Regions from separate parts of the Homo sapiens genome. Here region 1 is linked to region 2. The links are chromatin loops, found by intact Hi-C in ENCODE. Cell type or tissue: A673. All regions are shown on one strand. Each heading gives the region's core, and the rest is flanking DNA. Links, peaks and the distances in the headings are about the cores only.

Evidence for each region. Peaks named below come from ENCODE experiments on the same cell type or tissue, not always from the same donor. Only the 100,000 strongest peaks of a DNase experiment are listed, where the experiment ranks them.
Region 1: a loop joins it to region 2, with 2.9 times the contacts of the local background. A loop is called at or near these places in 2 of 110 quality-filtered maps.

Annotation. Positions count from the first base shown.
Region 1 is chr4:130,333,214-130,341,267 of GRCh38, reverse strand. No RefSeq gene overlaps it. Among named protein-coding and RNA genes, the nearest start is that of LINC02479, 39 kb to the left of the region's middle. In A673, for the core only: a CTCF peak has its summit at 4,476; a DNase peak (open chromatin) is centred at 4,457.
Region 2 is chr4:129,358,796-129,366,849 of GRCh38, reverse strand. LOC105377417 (a long non-coding RNA gene) reads left to right here. Exons shown (of 3, transcript XR_939191.3): 3 at 3,665-3,959. Among named protein-coding and RNA genes, the nearest start is that of C4orf33, 270 kb to the right of the region's middle. In A673, for the core only: a CTCF peak has its summit at 3,986 (motif pointing left); a DNase peak (open chromatin) is centred at 3,949.

The sequences.
Region 1 (8,054 bases), core at 2,415-6,414, 970 kb before region 2:
GCCCCAAAAACAGAATTAAACAGTCTACAGACATTATGTAAATTATTCCTTAGGCTAGCCATATGGGATATATATTACTTTATTTGACTGATTCATGGAATGACTTTTTTGACATTTTAATATCTTAAAATTTGGGGTGTATCTTAAAATTTATGTAATGTCATAGTTTGATCATTATTTTTCTTAGTGGTAAAACATATGCTTAATTATTACGTTTGATGAAAGAGTATTTTCCCATTTTTAAGCCCCAGGAAATGGAGCCACAGAGGCTTAATCACTCTCACATAGACAGCTTCAAGTCCAGGACTCTACAACTGTAAACTTATTTTTTAACTAATATAATATACATCTACCCTATTCCCAAATCTCTTGAAAGCAAGCCCACAGCACAGACTCTTATCCCATTATATAAATGATGGTCCAAAATCAGAGACATTAGAAACATTTGCAGGGAATCAACATGAGAGAGATTCTTGATTGCTGGTTTTCAAGATGGAGGAGGTCATGTGTCAGGAGTCTAGTCAGCTTCTATCTGCTAAAAGTGCTCCAGGCTGACAACCCTCAAGGAAATGAGAAACTCAGCCTTAAAACTACAAGGAAATGAATAATAAAATAAAGGTTGTGAATATTAACACCCCCAATAACCCTGTAAGCAGATTCTTTCCTAGAGCTTCCAGTAGAATGCAGCCTGGCCAAGGACACACTGAGTATGAGAACCTAGTATGAATCTCTGATTAGAATCTGTGCTTCAGAACTGTGAGCTAATAAATGGGCATTTCTAATTAAGCTACTAAGTTTGTGGTAATTTATTACACAGCAATAGAAAACTAATACAAATTTTGGTAAGAGAAAGAGATAAGGGGACAAGGGGAATGAATGATAGGAAGTTTTTTAAATGTCATAGGCAATCCATGACAAGGCACTGTTTTTCCTATTATTGCAAACTAAATACTGCTGAGATATATGATCACCTCGATATGTGGTAAAAAATGGTGGTGTATTTCACATCATCTCAACAGTAAGATGAAAAGCTTTGTCAATGTGACCCTACACTTCATTCAATATTTATCTTGGGAAAATAGGGCTTTTTTTGTTGACGATGGACTCAGATTTCTACAGCTTGGAGTGATGAGTAGTTTGTATAGGCCTTAAATCAATAACAAGAGCTTCATATGCTGAGTATATAATATGCATCAATTATCATACCATATTCTTTATATAGATACACTCAATAACTCTTCTACACAATGGTATGGCATATCTATTATTATTTTATTTTGCAAAAGAGAAAATATGGTCGAAGAGTGTGGACAATTTACTATTTAATTTTTAAAGCCATGATCTTTTCTCTGTGCTACACTCTCAATCATGGTCTGTCTTGTTGTCATACTGGTTTTGTGTCTCTCAAACATAAGTATGTAACTTGTATTGAAAACAAAAGCATAAGTAATGATATTTTGATGTAGTCCCTCTTGATAATATGAATATTGAATGTGGGGGAAATAATCAAATGAGTGTTTTTTAAGGTGCTCAAATTATGAATTTCTTAAGATGTTTGTAAAGATATTTGTATATAAGAATATGAGATATGTTTTAAAGGATTATTAAAAATAATTTTTTATTAGTAAAGAAAGATGCCAAATCTGTTGTACCAACAATTTTAAGTCAGTTGACTGGAACCAGTGAAGGTTAATAGCAGAATAAATTATCTGTTGACAGCAAGACAACATAATAGAATGGGTTGAGTTAATTTACTTTTCTAAATTATTGGTTGAGAATTTGCAACACATTTTCCCTTAGAAACAATGTTTTAAAATGTGGCTGTGTAACTGTGCCAAACATCAGAAACATTCATAATGAATTAAGAAATATTAATTAGTATTATTATAACATTTTGTACTTCCTAACAGTTTACAAATTTTTCAAATATGTTATGCTAATGTGGAATTGTAGTACTAGACCCATTCTATTTAAAATAGTTAAAATATCATTTCTATGAGCAAGTGCATTATAAATTCCCACTTGGAATACAGGAGATGCCCTTGTATTCTTTAAGACATTATTAGGGAATGACAATCCATTTTTACCACACTATGAACTTCTAGGCCACCAGGCAGCTCAACATCACCCTCCTTACTTAGGCTTTGGTTGATGTTTGCTTTCAACAGCTATCAACTGCAGGCTCTTTTTTGGAGGTCTGCCCTTGGGTTACCTTGGTAACTTTCTCCACAGATGAAAGAGCTGGAAGTGTTCGCAGTTTGTGTCCCCCTTGGCATGCAATTCAATGAATTTAGGAGTAGAAAAGTCCAACATCCTTGACTTGGAGTGGGGAACTCTGAGTCATACTCACAGTTCAGGGTCCACTGTGGGTTCAGGTTGAAGCTAATCCCTGTTAAATTTTGCCTGAGATTGCACCCTTGCTGGTCATTTTCTCACTCTCTCTCCTGCTTCCCCAACCTTACCAATCAGCATCCCCTGGGAACACTTTCTTAATGTATCATTTGCCTGTGAATATTTGTCTTAGGTCAGCTTCTGGGAAACTTGACTTAAACCAGTAGTGATCCTAAAAAGCAGGTCCTAAAGATAGGATTCTGAAGTGCAATCTCTCACAGGCTAGATGGTAGCAAGGACTGATTGTGGTGATAAATGGAATATGGATAATCTCTGACATGCTGACAGTGCTGGTAAGACTTTCACCTGTGGCGAAGTGGAATGGAATACAGGTAGAAGAGGATGCACTAACTCATGATCTCTCTAGCAGTTGAGATACATGGGGGAGATAATAGTTATAAAAAGTGAGAAATTGATTTTTGCTGAATTCTATTGAAGCAAAAAAAATGGCAAATTCAATTCAATCACTCAGCAATTTAAGGCACAATATAGAAGTTAGAACCCCTTTATCTCAGAGCCAGAGAGCAAGCTGTTTCAAGGCCAAGCCCAGAACTAATGTAAAACTAGAAGAACCTTAGGGAAGGCTAAATTTGCAGGCTGTGTAAGTCTCCTGAAACTTGAGATAGGGACATTTTGGTGTATTTTCTTAAGAACATTGAATCTCAAGTTTCTTCTTAACATTCTGGGAACCAAACATACAGATTAGCATATTTTGCTTCTGCTAAAAGATTACAGTGCCCTTGCCATTAAGTCTGAGCATGATCCAATTGAATGTTGCTCCTACAAAGATCAAAAAGGAATTAATCTCCAAAGAAGCTACAAAACAAAGTTTTATGACCAATAGAAACTGTCAATCATACTGGGGACAGATCTTGAGAGATCTAGTTCAGTAAAAGAAGACTGTGAAGCTGAGTAAGGGAGAAAGGGAGAGGTTTTATGTGGGAGTAAATCCACGACTCAGGATTTAATACACTGGAATAGGCATCTGGATCAGATCCTAATATGCTGAGGGGATGGCTCTGTGACGCTTGGAAACAATGATGGTATGTATTAAATAAAATGGAGATGTCAGATTTGCCTTGATAGAATGTTGAGAAGGGATTCCCAAGGCTCACATAAGTAGACTTTATAGAGTGACTCTGTTATGTAAAATCCAAAATCTTCTCCCCTGATGATCAGGGTCCTTAAGAGAGCCAGAAGACATTTTATTTTCAAAGATGATAAGGAATGTATCAAAGAGCAGCCCAGTAAGTGGCTGTTTTCTCTAAGTTGGTGCTGACAGTAGGAGACAATGTTGTGCTACTGGGCTCTCTAGTCTCAAAAATAATGACAGATTTAATTACTCTAATCTGCAGCCAGTTCAGAGTGACAGCTAGAGAAACTGTCCCACAGAAATCTTGATAACACTCAATAGATCAGAGTTTTCCTAAGGAAATTCAACAATAGTTTTGCTCACACGGTCTTGGCCAAATCATTGTCTGTGGGCTCACAGGCTGCCTGATTTACCAACAAGAGACTATACCTAGCATCATTTAGACAAAGGAGCTCAATTTAAGATGGAAGAGAGCAACTATGGGCATGTTACTATGGATTCATTGGTACTATCACATGTAGCATCACCAGAGGCTGCATCCTTTTAGAGTACTGAAATTTCCTCTTAAAGGTGTAGCTAAAGGCATCAGCTTGGAGATAATCATGTGTATTAATGAGGTTCTGCCTTTCAAGATGTGATGTATACTTTGAACTAAACATCATAGGACCTGTGACAATGATTGATGACAGATAGATATCTGGGAGGCAAGGAGTGCAACGAGTGGTCCTGCTTATTATCACTCCCAGTGACCCTGCTAGGGGAATCAATGGTGTCTGCTTTCAAATCTTACAGTTCTTTTCGTCTAAAGATCGCAGTTTCCAGAGAGAAGATACATTCATCAGGAGACGCTATAAAGATCCCACTAAGCCAAAGACTACAGCTACTACCTTATCATATTGTGCTTAAATCTTGTGGAAAATAATAGGCAAAGTAAAGAGTTGCCACACTGGCAGGGAGAATTGACACTAATCCTCATGAGAAGGTAGGTGTGCTGCTACCTAATGGAGGAAGGGAGAATATGTTTATAATTCAAGGACATTTCTTAGTACTGGCATATCCAGTTTTAACTGTGTATGAGCAATTACCACAATCTACCTAAGAAAGATAGTAAAGAGCACATATTCCTAAGAAATGAAGGCCTGGGCCGTCATTACCACCAAGTAAGTCATATGGACCTGCAGAAAGAATAGCTGTGGGAAAGAGTGATCTAGACTAGGTTGTGGAGGAAAGAGATGCTTAACACAAGTTTTGCTAAGTACCATTTGTGAAACTCATTCTAATAATTCTTCTATTGTTATGCTTCTCCTGGAATATCAACATCATGAAAACTCCATGTCAACTAATCCTCAAACCAAAAACATTGAATCTGAGCAATGCAAGAGGATACTGTAGCAGACAATATTGGTTCTCAGTCCAGATTCCTGCAGACACCTTGTTCTTTGAGTCCCTCCCTCCTTCCTTAAATAGCTCACTTTGCATATAATGTGTGCCTTCACTTACAAAAGCCAGCACCTGAGGACCCATGTTGTCAGTTCTAGAAGTTAGCTGCAAGTGCCTGGAGATAGTGTTAGCAGCAGTGAATCCTTATGAGTCTACAGCAACTCATTTCTTGCCTCTTCAGAGGAAAGAACTCAACTGAAGATCATAAGGAATAAGGAGAGAATGAGACAACTTTTAGAGCAGGAATGAAAGGAAGTAAAGTGCACTTAGAAGAGGGTCAAGTGGGCAACTTGAGAGATCTAAGTGCCTGGTTTTACCTTTGACTTGGGGATTGACACATTGGCATGCTTCCAGGATCTTGCATCACCCCCCTCCCCTTGATTTTTCCTTGCTATGGGCTGCCACATGCGCAGTGGCCTGCCAGGACTTTGGAGGGGCTGCATGCACAGTGTGTTTACTGAAGTTGTGCACATGCCCATCTGTGGCATTTTTCCCTTACCAGTCGAGTGTTCCTAGAGAAAGGTCATATACCACTTAAACTCTGCCATTTTGCCTCTTAATGCTCATGCTTGAGCCCACTTGCCCAACTCCTGAGATCTTATCTAGAAGCTGCTTATCGCCAGCATCACATGTTTTCTACCTATTGGGAGACTGCCTTTGCCTAGCACCGGCAGCAACCAATTATTATTTTAGAGAGACAGTTTAACAACTGCCTGACCATCACCCAGTGGTTGCCAAACATTCCTGTAAAGGGGGCGGGGGTACCTCTCCACTCCTGCTCATGTTGGCCTAACTACCTACTATAATAAGAGCACCCTGGACCAGTGCTTACCTGGTACAGGAATTTGAAAGCCAAGTTCACTTGCATAAGGACAGTACATAACTGATCTATTACTTAAATTTAAGATTTCCCTTTGGCTCAGGTCAATGCTACCTTTTGTGGCTCTTTGCTTGTGGTAGATTGTTGAAATAATGACCCAAAATGATTTGCTTCTTCCTTATTTATGCCCTTGGATAATCCCTACATACATTGACTGTGGTTTGACTATGAAAGTGAAACCGCCTGTGCAAAATTATAACTGAGGAAATTATGACAGTGAAAGAAATCAGATCTAACTGACTCCATCTTGCTGATAACCTTTAAGCCGTCCTTGCTCATTCCTGGGCATAGGCCGAATGAACTTTGGGAAGGAATTTAGTTCATGGTTTAACTCTGAAACGAAATCGATAACAGCATTCCTGAAAATACTCTCTTCTTGCCAGGGGACCAGTCTGCCTTTGCAGGACTAACAAATTAGCTGAAAGATCAGAAATTCCTGTATAGGGGTCATGCAGCCTCTGGCTCCAAGAGTCTGAACCTCCCCAAATTGGTCCTGGGGATAACATCACTATTGCAAAACCTAAGATCAGTGCTTGAGATATTTTGCAGATCCTGCACTTTATAGATCAGCTGACACCACCAGATCTACTGTGGCTCAGCCAGTTCTGCCATCTCATCCAGGAACAGAAGATGGCAAGAAAAACTCACTTCAACTCCCTATGATTCCGTCTCCAACCTGACCAATCAGCACTCCCTACTTCCCAAGTCCTTACTTGGCAAATTATATTAAAAACTATGATCCCTGAATTCTCGGGGAGACTGATTTGAGTACTAATAAAACTCCAATTCTCCTGCACAGCTGGCTCTGCATGAATTACTCTTTTTCCATGCAATTCTCTTTCTTGATAAATCAGCTCTATCTAGCCAGTGGACAAGGTGAACCAATTGGGGAGTTATAAAACTTGCTTTGACTAGGAGACACTAGCAGACATGATGCAGACAGAAGCTTCAACAGTGCTTGTACTTTGTGGCCTGTCCTCTCTCATTCCTCTTGAGGACCTTATAACCATTACCTTGTGACTAAGGCTAAACTAATCTGCTGGAGACAAATGGTCCCAGCACCTAAGCCAGGAGCCAAGACCAAAGGTCAGACATGTGAGTAAGCCCACCCTAGATTAACCAGACTGCAGCTAACTACAGTCTGATGGAGCCCAGCAAAACAACCACTCACTGAGCCCAGCCCAAATTGCTAACCCTGGAAATCATAGACTAATAAATGACTTTTATTTAAAATTATTAGATTTTGGTGTGGCTTTTTTGTATCAAATGTTTACTGATTTGCTACTATTGCTTCAACTTGCTTGTCCTATATCCTGCACTCTTATGGTTTCTCCTGGAAGTACATTCTGCATAGATGATTTCCATAGGAATCTTTGTCTCAGGGTTTACTTCTGGGGAACATGACCCAAGACAAAAATTTATTAACTCTCTGGATTTTAAGAAGAGAAGATAAGTGTTTAACTTATAAATTTACATTACAGAATGGGCACTTACGTCAGGTATTCTGAATTTGAAAAGGAAAGGCATTCAGAGAAAAGCATAAAGGGAATCAGGTAGATTTTGCAGCCTCCGTTCTTCTTTCCATTCTGTGTGCTGTAGCCATCCTATCCTCCTTTTACCAACTTTATCTATGAATAGCATGTAAATTAGGGGATTAGATCCTGTGTAGATATTTACAAATAGATTAATAATTCTAGAAATTGAAAACACATTCTAATGATAGGACAGATTATCTTTCAATTGTATTCTCAAGTGCTGTTTTCTACAACAGGAAAAGCAATAAAAAAAAAAAACAGGCAATGAGATATTTGTTGTCAGTTACAACAGCCAAGTATATGTATGTCTCTGTCATTTGTTTCTTGACAGAATAATTCTCAGAGCTCAAGAAGGGGTGAAAAGTCACCCGCTGAGGAGGTGCTATCATTGCAGTCGGTAGGAGGTTTTTAGTTATTTTACTGAGTTAAATGCCACTGGAGATCTCTTGTGTTATGACAGGAGTTCATCGGTATTTTTGAAAAAACACTATATCAGCATTTTTAATATAATCTTGTTTTGAGAGTGAGAAGAACAATGTTTCAAGGCTTTTTTACATTGAAATCGTATATAATAAGGTAATTGATATTTAAAATTTCATTCATCTCTATTGTCCTTGGTGTGCTTTTCCCAGAAGTGAGAAACATATTCTTTATTATTTTTCCAAATTCTGATAAGGTCTGATTGTTTATTTGATAAAATAAAGGAAACGAAAAT
Region 2 (8,054 bases), core at 1,492-5,491:
TGCTAGGATACAGATATACTTTTTTGGACACTATTTAATAAAAATAGCCTTGGTTGGCCACCAACATGAGCCTTACTCCAGATTCCCCAGGGTGACAAATAGCACGATCATGTTCCAATATTGTTCATGTGCTTTAAGACTGTAGTTAATCCTCTAGGATGTTTTCAGAACCTGCTAACAATTACAACTCAAATAACATTTACATTTTCACCTCTGTTAAATAAGTTATCTGTTGCTCTCAAGAGAAGAAAGCATTCCTTCTTCTGGAAAGAAAAAAAGAGTTAGTGATGCAATATAAATTTTGCAGTTTACCTAAATTTTAATATTTGACCTGTGGCAGAGACTATTAGGTGTTCTCCAGTATCCATCTTCGTCTTCCTTATTGATGCAGTGATGGAAACCCTGCATATTAGTTGGTCACACGAAAGCACAAAATAAAGACCATCTTGAAGCTAAGTGTGGCCCTATGACTAAGTCCTGGCCAGTGGAATATAGGTGGAAGCAATTGGTGAAACCACTAGGAAGTCACCTTAAAGAGGGAGCATGGGCCAGATGCGGTGGCTCATGCCTATAATCCCAGCACTTTGAGAGGCCAAAGCAGGAGGATCACCTGAGGTCAGGAGTTCAAGACCAGCTTGACCAACATGGTGAAACCCCATCTCTACTAAAAATACAAAAATTACCTGGGTGTAGTGGCACATGCCTGTAATCCTAGCTACTCGGGAGGCTGAGGCAGGAGAACCACTTGAAACCAGAAGGCAGAGGTTGCAGTGAGCCGAGATCGCGCCACTGCACTCCAGCCTGGGTGGCAGAGTGAAACACTGTCTCAAAAAAATAAAAATAAAAGAAGTGAGGTAGCATGTCTTTTTACTTCTCTTTTCTTCTTCCTGCTGCCTGAAATGAGGATACAAAATCCGGCCCTGCCATCTCTGACAAAGACACAGTCACTGCATGTTGAGGATGGCAGATCAGTCAGGAGAGATGAACCTGGATTCCCAGGGATGCTGGCACTGGGGCACAAGCCAAGGACTGCATTTCCATTTCTTTCTCGTTAAACCCACTAAACTTTAGTGTTTTTGTCACTTTCAGTGGAACCTAATTCTAACTAATATCTTGCCACTTAAATAGAAAGTCAGAAATGGATTAGCAAACTATTACAGAAAATATTTATATATTTAAAAGCAATCGTTTGAAACTGATATTTTGTGATTAAACAATATACTTTCTCATTCTTGTTTGCTCTTTCCTTGAGCTGTAAGATGGAAAGAAAAGGCAAAATATACAGCTCTTGTGGAGGGAAATGTGAGAGTTTGAAATCATTTAATGTATGAAAAAGTAGTTGCTAGGTGACTGTTGTCTGAAAGCTTGCTGAGGTGTGTTGGCACCTAAAGAAAAATGCAAGTAGGAGTAATGTTTTGTACGTTTACCCCTTAATGAAGATGCTGCATGATTTTTAAATGGTGAAAACTAAGTAAACAAGCAAAGGAAAAAAACACATTTTTTCACACAAGCGAAAGGAACTTTTATTTTCAAGCAACCACATCCTCCAGAGGGAGCAGCGGCAATTGGCTCATGTGCACAGGATGCGCAGGCTTCTCATGGTCCCCCTGTTGCGGGCATGCAGCACTGTCTCTGAGGTTCCAGAAGCAGCTGCCACGAAACTCAATTTTAGCTGGTAACACCTGCCAGAGGCTGAGTCTCTTTGGAAGAGGGGCTTAGGTGCTGAGGGTCCTTTTGACAAGGGGAAGCCCAGGCTGATTCTGGTGACAATCTTGTGTCACATATAGTGAATGTGCTGATGGGGAAGCTGAGGGGAAGACAGACACAGAAGTTCTTCATGACAGCAGAGAGAGAGAACGCGGTCAGACCAGAAATAGGTCAAGAGCACACTAAGCACTGCTCTCACTCAGATCAACCACTGCTTCCCTGGCCAAGAGAGCCTGATGACGGCAGGAAAAAAATCACTCCTCCCCACTCATCCCCTTCTACCAGACCTTCCCAGTGGTTCTTACCAGCTCTGACTTTTAAACTTCTCTGTCAAAATGCGGCTAAAATCTCCAACTGAATACAAAGGGAGGTATTTGTTATCATTAATAATTTAGAGAACTGGGAATAAAGTTGGTCCTATTAGATATGAAAAGAAGCGGTGGAGAAGGTCAAAAGCCAAGGCTTAGTGAAGCGAAAAATTCTAGTGGAAATATTAGAACTGGAGAGGCAGATCTGACCTATGAGTACAGCTTCCAACGCATCCTCTCCTTGGCTTTTTTATTAATTTCAATTATTCGATTGCCAGTTTTGACCTGTGGAAGTTCGGATGACACCCACACCCCAACAAAAATATATCTAATGATGAAACCTTGTACTTTGAATCTACCCACATCATTTAACTGCAGCCTCAAACTTTACCCTGACCCCTATAGGTGAAAAGCAATACGTTATCATGCCATCCCTTTATGGTTTGAAACGTACACACAATCAAAGCAAGGAGACATTGCTCATTGGGTGAATGCGGGTCTTTTCCTGGGTTTATAATGTTTCAGGCTGCGATGTGGGAGGAGAACAAAGTGCAGGCGCCAAGCGGCCTCTCCAGCAAAGCTACTGTTGTCTCCCACCAGGCAACAGTATTTGCAGGATTGTAATTATTATTATTTCCTTTTATAAAAGACCAGTTCAAAAATCCCGAATAATAATTTACCTCCCAAGAATTTGCTCATTATTTAGTTATTCCATCCCTTCTGCTCTTTCAAAACCTTATTTTTGCAGCTAGGCATGCAATAATCTCCCAGAGTTTCTGGAGCAGGTCTTTTTCTATTCATGTGATTGCAAACAGAAACTCCTTATTCAAGAAGGAAAAGGTTATTAAACCGAGTGAAGGCCTTTTTATATTAAAATAGATATAAAAAGATAGGAAAGAACTGTGACTGCGATCTCAACGGTGAGGCATGCTGCAAGAGGCGTGAGCCGTGCACAGCCCTGACTCGACCTGTCCAGACGGGCACCCTGCCAGCAGCAGTAAATTTAAAAGTCAGTTTGTTAATAACTTCATTTGCAATGCATTTGGTTACTTTTTAATATCTGCTTATTGTTTCCTGGGTGTCCAGGCATGTTTTCTAAATGAAATTCAAGTGAGTTATTAAAACCTTGAGCTGTTATGTTCTGAGACATTCATCTGGTGAACTATCTAAATTTTCAAAGTGCATCTGAGGTCAAAACATGAAGTAGCTCCAAACTTATGCATCCTTATTTTACTGACCCTGAAGCTTAGGTTCACTTAGCATTGTTTGGAGGTTGGAATGGAGGCTGATTGTTTGTAGAAGAAAGTCTTATCGTTTTTGTCCTTCGGTCTATCACCTTTCTGAGGAAGTTACTCACTCCTCCCTGTCTCATGCCACTCTCTGGACAATTCTCTTTTGTAAAGCGTATTCAACCACAGTGCAGTCCAGAGATCTTAGCCATTCTCTCCATCACCCCTGTCCTGATGCATAAATTGGCCCAAAAGCATCCCAATTGCCCTCATGACTTCAAGACATAAAAATTACCAGCCGGCACTCTGAGCACCCCATGGGCATTACTAGGAAATAAAGCAGAAAAGTCGTATTAAGCCATCTTATTGGGAGTTATCAAGAAACAAATGAACTAATTATTATTTCTTTTCTTTTCCCAGTGATTTGCAATTCCTGGATGACACCTGAATTTTACCAAAAGGTTTCAAGGCAACCCTTTAGAAAGTGACCTTTTGCTTTCCCCATTTCCTTTGCCCTAAGTGTTAATTGACTTTGAAAAAGCAGTATATTATCTTTTCAGAAAAAAGAAAAGGATAGACCTTATTTGTGAACACCAACATCCTACAGCATCAAAGCGTTGTTTAAATCATCGCACAGCAGAGCTGAGAACAACTATCCAGGAGAGTGAGATTTAAAAAAAAAGAAAAGAAAAGAAGTCTTAGAATGAAAGAGTGCTGCTGCCATCTAGTGGCATGGGTGATCGTAGGCAGCTATCAACAACATCAACATACAGGAAAATAATGTTATCATCCAGCTTTGAGGGGAAATTTTCTAATTCATTTTGTGTGCAGAGGTCACCTTTACTCATTCTTTGTCCTAGCAAAGGCATGGACTTTGTAAAGACAGCTATATGTGGGATTTCGTGAAAAAAAGTTCTCTCCTAGTAAAATGCTTCCCTGAGTTACTGACAGGTACATAAGAGTTAGTGTGAGTACCTGCATAATTGTGTAAAGTGGCTTTGCTTTGACACTTACAAGATCACATGCAGACTTTCCTTTAATATGTAGATCCAGAACCACTGTACCTATATTCTTCTATCCCTCTACAGCATTGCTTCCTTACAGCATAATTTGTCTTACGGCATAAAAAACATTTCTTTTTCTTTTAAATTTTCGCCATTCACCTAAATGAAATTGTGAAGATGTGTAACATACATTAAATTAAAAGAGCCTAGCAATTACGGAAAATAAGAATTATAGTTTTTTAAAAAACAAATTAGGAGCCATTATTAGGCGTATAGAGCTTATACAGCATTGGAGGCTAAAAAAAAAACAAGGGTGTTAATGTTCCCATTAATATTCAGGCCAGGTACATCAAGAAGACAGAAGTTATTATGGTATCTGATCAATTGCATGGAACATACAATTTCTTAATTTAGAATATAAATGTAATTTATAAATAAAATGTAGTCCATATGGAACAGAGCTACATCTTCTAAAAGCATTGTCCCTCTTGGAAGAGAGTACTTTCGTTCAGTCTGTTCTCAGTAGTCTTGGGGAAAGGAGTTTCTGTGAATTGTAATAGCAATCCTACATTCAATATTATTATTTAGTGGTTAACTAAAATGCAATTTGTGACTCTGAGCCAAAAAGAGCAACCTTTTTTCCCACTGTGCCCTTGAACTTCTGATTTTTAAAGACTCCAATTTTACTTAAGTTTTACTAACACTATTTCAGCAAAGAACGTTTTGTCTGTCATGCGAGCCTTAACAGTGTTGTAACTTAAACTAGGATATTTCCCTTCATCAACTAAAGAAGAAAAATGGTACCAACCAGGCATTAGTCATCTAGAATGATTGCTTATTTAGAATTCAGGAGCTATTAACTGGCTTTGTAATACCAAAAGCAATATTTCATTTCTATAGTCCTCTATTTTCTCATTTAAAAAAAAGCAAGAAATGACCCTTGTGATAGCTTTTTATTCTAAGAGCCCAGGGTCTTAGTTATATTACCATATAGTCATATAGTTAAAAATTACATACAATGTAAGATAAAATGATACATAAATATTAATAAATAAATAAATGAATGAAGCAGATCAAGAGCTTTACCCAAGATGATCTTATGATTAGAAAATAAATTATAATTAAATTACTTCGGTAATATTATGAAATATCTAAAACTAAAACAGTATGATGTTGATATGGGTAAAACTTCTCATAACAAATTTTTTATACCAAATATAAAATAACCTATTTTTGATTCTTCAGTTTTATGATTAGTCTAGATATATATTTTCTGTTATTCACCCTTCTTGGGTGAGTTCATTAGGCTTTTGCAATTTGAGGACTGGTATCTTTTAACAATTCTGGGAAATGTATAACCATTATTTCTTGAACTATTTTAACTTTCTTATTCTCTGTCCCCTCTCCTTCCAGAACTCTGATTTGAGTTTTCATGCTGTGCTTTCTTACTTTGTATCCTGTGCTCTTAACCTCTCTTTTATATTTTCCATCCCTGTTTCTTGATACTTTATTCTGGACAATTTCTTCAGCTGTCTTTCAATTCACTAATTTTCTCTTATACTGTTTCCAATCTTCTATTAAACCCATTTATTGAGCTTTTAATTTTTAAAACAATGTATTTCCCATTTCTAAAAATTCTATTTTTTCATGTCTGCTTGTTTCTTACTTTCTTCTTATTCAGTTTTAGATAATATATTTTATTTTCATAAACATACAAAGTATACTTTTTTCTGTTCTTTGTCTAATACTATCAATATCTAAATATGTCAATACTACTATCTGTTTCTGAATACTCTCGCTTTCTTATTCTGTTTCTTTTTGTGTTTTGGGATTTGGGCTGTTCACTCATATTTCTTCAGAGAGTCATAGGAATGACTTGGAAACTGGGTTGAAGATGTATTCCTCCATTTGTTTCTTCCACTTTCCTAAACACACCAATCTCACAGCACCTCAAACCTACCTGAGGACTGTCCTGTGGTTACACATTCTACAGAGATATCCTTTTTCCTTCAACTGATATCAGACTTTGACATAAGTGATTTTCCTTGCTGTGATGGGGCAGCAAGGCAGGGAGCATTCTTTCCAGTTTTTATTTATTCTTTATCCTGAAGGGACAGGGCTTTGGAGTTCCAATTTTGCATGAAGCCTCCTGTTATAATTCTCATATTTAATAGGCCCTAAGCTTTTTCTCACACCTCCTATGCTCTGTGGGACACAAAAAAGCAAAAAAATCAAGCCACCCGGATTTGGCAAACATTCTAACAGCTGGCCTCATCGCTCCACTTTTCTGACTGGGTGCTCACTTTCACATAGCTTCTGGCCTCTGAGAAGTTCTTAACTCCTTGCCAGAACACCCGTGATCTAATGATGAGGGAGACTTTCAGTTTTATCCAGAGGTCTGTCAAATAATCTAGATTTCCTTCCTGTTAAAAACAGAAGTCCATTTCTATTGAATCTGAATCTAAATCTAAACATGTGTTGTGTGTTCCCTAAGACTTGAGGTACTGAACACTCGGCTTGTCATCTGTTGCTTAATGATTTGACTGATCTTCCTAAAGTAAATTTAGTAATTCCATTCTCACCCTTTCAATACCAGCTTCTGGCATCAGGTTAAAATCCAGTCACCCTAACCCATCTTACAATATGCTTAGGCATGCAGATCTCTCTACACGCGTCTCTACCATCAGAACCATCGCTTTCACCACCATCATTCAGTCCTACTGTGTTGCATTCAGTATCTTTGCTCCCTGTGCTCTCTTGAATCTTCTTACATGTTCTTTGCTAGAGCACACTTCTAGCCATTGGTCAAATTTCAGCTAATCTGTCACCTCCTGCAGAAAGCCTTCTGTGAGCTCCAGATCCAGGTTCAGTGGTGCTGAGTGGTGCCCTTCCTTAGTATCCCATGGAGCCTTACATCTATTTCCTCTATCACAGCTTTTATCACTCTGTTTTATCACTGCCTATTAAGATTTCAGTATCCCCATTACAATAAATATAGACTTTATAAAAGCAGGCATATTTGTTCTGTTCAATTATATACTTGGCACTGACCACAATCCCTCACACATAATAAACACTCAATAAATATTTTCATACCAAAAATGAAGTATCTTTCATCCTTTTCTTAATTGTAAACAAAAGTTTCATTGTGCCTGTATATTTCTATAGAATTGTGTCTTAAATTATTGAGTAATACAGAGATATGGGTATTTGTATTCATTTGAAAGATATTGTTATTTCAGAGCCTTATTTTTATCCTCAAAAAGCAATCTCTCAAAATGTTAACTCAAATCTGAAACTCAGTTAATGCTGTTGCCAAGAGGACAGCAAGTCATAAAAGCTTTGGGGACCCTATTCCTATTGTCTATGAAGAATGATTTAATTTCTTCATTACAATTCCTGCTGTGTTGAAAGAAAACAAGGTAAAAGACTCATCAGAAGGTCTTCCTGACTGAAATCTGGGGAGATTGTGGCAATTTGACATTCATTAAAGCAACAGCTAAAATGATTAGAGACAGCTAGACCCTAACCTGGCGCATGTCTGCCTAAAGAGAGGAAAGGCAGTGTGATATGTCTATGAGGTGCATAAATATTACCTTGCTTCCTTCTTTGCTCTCCTCTGATTCTGCAGTTACTTCTTTCACTTTTGTGTTTCTAATTCATCACCTTCAGGATTCATGTGAGGCCCTTTTTTCCATCAAAATTAACCTTAGAATTTGACTTAGCCAATAGTGTACCCATACTACAAGTTAAATTATTTCAGGCTGAAATTGCCACTGTGGTTTTTCTAAATACCAAAGTAATTA